2 separate regions of the Homo sapiens genome follow, and region 1 is linked to region 2. A link is a loop called in an ENCODE intact Hi-C map of the cell type or tissue named here. Cell type or tissue: heart left ventricle. All regions are shown on one strand.

Region 1 (2,500 bases), 92 kb before region 2:
GAACTTACTTAGACTGTCAGCCTTTAGTTTGTGGGTCACAATCTTCTTGAGGGTTCAAGAGAGACCATCTCAATTCCCTGCCAGATGGAAGGCCCACTGGAGGGAATAGGGCCTTCAAAGACGGTGTCCTCATTCCACCCCCAAAGGACTTGCCAAAGCCTTGGGCCTGTTGTTGCTCTCTGTTGCCCACCCCCGCCCTACTCAAAAGAATGATATCAGAACTTCATGCTGTACTGGCCTCAGGGGATAAAAGCATCAGAGTAGGTGAAATGCAGGACCTTGGCCTTCTGATTTAAATCAGCCTAGTGTAGCTGTTGGGTCGGTGGCTCTCACAGACCCCATTCTCACTTTACTGCATTGGGGTCAGTGTGGAATAAACACTAAGGTATTGGCCCTGTGTTATCTGGTATTGAAACTGTTCATGATTTTTCTTAGGGAAGTGTCAGATTTTCATGGTGTTTCGTGCCACTATTAGCCAAAGTATTTTAGATATATAACTTTTGATAGGCTATTTATTTTGATAGGCTAATTTATTTTGGCTAGCTACAAATAAATTAAAATGTAAAATAACTATATATGTTTTATATCTCTAACCATACATATCTCTTTGAATGCTGTCATTAAACAATGATAGATAAATTCCTGCTATGTACATTAAAAGTACCTACTATATAAAAATGAGCAAATACCACAAAGAAATGTGTTTCTTTTTCTATATTTAGTTGTACAATATAGATACATGTAGTGCTATGAAATCTCCTTCCTTCCTTCCTTCCTTCCTTCCTTCCTTCCTTCCTTCCTTCCTTCCTTCCTTCCTTCCTTCCTTCCTTCCTCTCTCCTGGCACTGGTGTCTCTTTTAGGTCCTTGCTGTCACATTGCATGCACTCTTAACCCGAATGCCGATGATAGCCCGCCTTCCCGGCTCTCCAGCCGCCCACCCCAGCACCTCCGCACCGTGCTTCTGAGGAAGAGCTTGTCCTCTCTTTCTGTGTGCTCAGATTACAGGCGTGTGTTAGGGAGGCCGGACGCCTGCACTCTCTGCCTCTCCTTGACTTTCTCTCACAGACATCTCTTTGAATCTGCACCTCCCTCCCTCCCACAGGGGCACACAGAGCATCTGACCCTGTCAGCTTCCAGGAGCTGGGCTTCTTGAAGTCATTACCTCAGGCCATCCTCTTTGGCCTTCACAACTACACCCAATCATACTGTTGTCTCCATTCTGTTTTTCCTAGCCTTTGAACTCCCCCAGCCACTCTAAGAAAACTTTCACATTTCCTTTCATCTCTCTGAAGGCTTCCACATCTGTATTTCTCCTGCTGATGTCCAGTTATACTCAGCTAGCCAGGGGAGGCAGGGAGCATCCACTGTTTTGCCTGTTGGCTCCATCCCCTCATGCCTGGGAGCTGTGCCTGATTTTGCTCGGAGGAACCATCCAGCACCTACTGTGTACAGCCTTGGACGGGCGCTAGCACCATCCCTCAAGGTTTCCGGCTTTGCACTGACCAGGGCTTAGCACGTGACCGTGCCATGGCCAATCGGATTCTCCCTCGGGAATCTGCATCTCAGATAGGCAGAGGCCGCTCCAGAAAGCTGTGATAGTCAATTAAGCACCGCAACAGCTCCTTATCCAGATTTTCCAGTAGTTTCCAGTAGTTTCTTTACCTAGGTCCTGCCTTGGTTCCTGGCTTTTCTGAGACTGATTCTTCTGATTCTGATTCAGATTCTGTAAGCAGTCCTGTATCTTCTCCTAAATTCCTTCTGTGCTTAAGATAGCAAGATTCTATTTCTTTTGCCTGCAATCAAATAAGCTGATAAAGTAGGTCAGTCCAAATAGCTATATTTTTAAGCTCAATTTATGTTATGATTATTCCTGGTTGGTCCATGTGGGAGTCTCCAGAAATCTTCTATATTTTGAAATGATGGCTTTCACAATTGAGTGTTAGAATGAACTTCCTGTTCCCAGGTCTAGAAAGTCACCTAAACTTTCTAGACTGAAGCAAGTGAACTCAAGAGAGGCTGACTTATCTACACTGTTCCTTAAATCCGTGCTTCTCAAACTTCAATGTGCATAAGAATCACCTGGAGAGCCTGTTAAAACATTGATTCTTGGGTCCTACCCCCAGAGATGCTGATCCAGTTGGTCTCGAGTGGGGCCCTGAAATCAGAATTGCAAACGAGCTCCAGGTGACACTCATGTTGTGTTTAAGGATTTCATTTTGAATAGTGAGCACTTTAGTATTATTTTCTCCCCCAGACAAGAGAGACTTCGGAGCACAGCAAGATTCCCTCTAGCTTGTTAAAATGAAAAGACAAGAGACAAGATGAGACTTGCCTTCCAAAGTGAGCTTTAGGAATGTGTGTGTCCCTCACCGGCCTCACTAACGACGTTCATCCCATAGAGTCCCTGAGCAGGGTAAGATGATGGCTGGGTTGGAGAGTATGTTCGAGGGCAGGGGTCTCCCCACAAGTCATGCTGGCATCTCCCCAGAGTCTCAGGTTG
Region 2 (2,500 bases):
TCTTCTAGCCCAGGGAATCATGCCCCATGTCCCACTATTGGTCAAAGCACCCCTCTCCTTCATCCTTCCACACTTGAACAATGCCTCAATTCTCTTCATTCTACCTCCTAAATCTCTCAAAAATGCCTGGCTCAGCTATCCCCACAGTCACTACCTTGGGTCTCTCCCTTGTCTTCTCTATCTAAATGATAATTTTCTAAAACTTGTTTAAAAATTTAAACTTATAGATGATTTGCAAGGATAATGGATAATATAGAGTGTTCCCATACACCCTTCACCCAGCTTTCCTAATGTTGGCATCTCGTATAACCATGGTCCAGTTATGAACTAAGAAATTAACATGGTTTACTGAATGATTGTGATGGCCTTGTTGACAGATACTTTGGGTTGTCTATTTGCCTCCCCAGCAATTTTTTTCGTTTTTCAGCTTGAAGTGGAAATGTGTTCATCCCTAGGGGATGGATCATGATAGTTCCTTCTAGATGCTACCCTAATACTTTGCTCTTTCTCCATAATCATTGGGTCATAAATCTGTGTACGTGCCTGCTGTTGTCACTGGACTTAAAAGCAGAACTGACAACTGCATTCTCAGTAGGCACTCAGTAAATGTTTGTGATACAAGTGAACAAATGAATGAATGAGATCAGTGTGGCTAGAGCTGTAGGTTTGTATATGGCAACCAGAAAAGTGTCACTTATGAATTAAAAAGTTTCAACAACGATTGAGGACCCAAAGTCCTTTCTAACACAGAGGCCCAGTCCCAGTACAGATGGACCTAATGCCATTTTTATCCTCACGCTGACCATCCTTAGTGATGAAGGACAGGGATAAGCCTGGAGTCACAGGCTTCTTGAATCTCATGTCTGGGAAAGCGCCTTAAATCCAATGGTTCCCAGACTGAGTTGGCTGACTCAGAGCCTCCAGGGATGCGGCCTGGCAATCTGCCTGGTTAATAAGTTTGCAAGGTGATGCAGCAGGCAGCGGGAGCTGGCCCCGGTCCAAGAACCAGAGTTTGGAAACCCCTGCTGAAGGCCAACCTGCTTATTTACAGACAGCGTGGACCATCTACACATAAAGGCTCCATCCGGCTCTGACTTTTTCTGATAGATTTTTCTTTTTCTTTCATTTAAAAATAAGCCTGTAAATTTGGATGCCGTAATATGCATCATGGATATATAGATTATACTTTAAAAATGCCTTTTAGAAAGTCATATAAACCAGAAAATATCTCCAGTTTCTTTTTTTTCTTTTTTTTTTTTATTATTATACTTTAAGTTCTAGGGTACATGTGCACAACGTGCAGGTTTGTTACATATGTGTACATGTGCCATGTTGGTGTGCTGCACCCATTAACTCATCATTTACATTAGGTATATCTCCTTATGCTATCCCTCCCCCCACCAAACAACAATCTTAATCTTAAAAATTTTTATTATAAACCTCATTTTATATAATGTAACATCAGAGATATTTATCTTAGGAGTCCTGTGTTAGCATTTCATTAGGATCTGATGGGTAAATGATATACATAGGAATCCAGATTTAAGTCTGCAATTTTCATCCATTTCTACCCTGTCTTTTGGGCACTTGCTAGCCTTTGTTTCTACATATAGGATTTATCATTTTTATTACTAGAACATAGTACAGGGTTATAGACCAAAATAAGTCAATCCTGATATTCACACCTCTCCAGAATTGTATATCACCGTCTAAGGAAACCAAATGGCAGATTTTCCACAAATACCCAATATTCTGTAATGGTTTAGCTAGTTACTTACTTCATGGAATCAGAACTATCATATGTCAAAACCTGACCTAACCCTGGCTCTCCTTCTCATTCTGGATAAAGTGAATGAAGCTGAGGAGAAACTTGGGCAGCCCCACCATGGATCTGCACAGCCATCATTGGTGCAGGTGGGCTGCAGGGAGCAGGGGATGGTGGGCCACAAAGGTTGATTGACCACCTCAATATTTATCCACCTCAGGCGAGAACAATGCAGCTTCCAAGTCTGCGTTTTTTCAACTCAAAGCCCACTTGCTAAGTGCAACCTAGGGTCAAGCCTGTGGCTAGGCATGGGAGGAGAGAGTGAATAAGCTGTCACAGACAAAGCTCGCGGTGCAGTGGAAGAGAAGTTCTGGGAGTTCTAATGAAATCAGTGTTTCATGCAACAGTGACAAAACTTCTATAAGTCCCAGGTTAATTTGAATCCTTTAAAGGAAAAGACACTGGATGTTCAACGATCGGAGCAGAAATGATTTCATGGTCTGTGGTGCACATTTTTTGTTCTTTCTTCTTCACTAGAAAGTATTCTTTTCCAACAAACATTTAAGAAACAATTAAGCCTTCACGGCTAATCAGATGTACATGAAAATGCTTTGGTCACCATTTTTCTGGGCAACTGCTGTGACATCTGTTCTATACTACAGGGCTATAGGGGAATAAACCATTTCTATAGCCCTGCTTCCTTTGCCTGTGATGGGAGCATCCCACACCTGGTAA

The links. Peaks named below come from ENCODE experiments on the same cell type or tissue, not always from the same donor. Only the 100,000 strongest peaks of a DNase experiment are listed, where the experiment ranks them.
Region 1: a loop joins it to region 2, with 2.4 times the contacts of the local background. A loop is called at or near these places in 3 of 110 quality-filtered maps.

The regions. Positions count from the first base shown.
Region 1 is chr3:193,896,457-193,898,956 of GRCh38, reverse strand. No RefSeq gene overlaps it. Among named protein-coding and RNA genes, the nearest start is that of LINC02038, 54 kb to the right of the region's middle. In heart left ventricle, no CTCF peak of the experiment used is centred here; a DNase peak (open chromatin) is centred at 1,486.
Region 2 is chr3:193,804,114-193,806,613 of GRCh38, reverse strand. No RefSeq gene overlaps it. Among named protein-coding and RNA genes, the nearest start is that of LINC02038, 39 kb to the left of the region's middle. In heart left ventricle, no CTCF peak of the experiment used is centred here; a DNase peak (open chromatin) is centred at 973.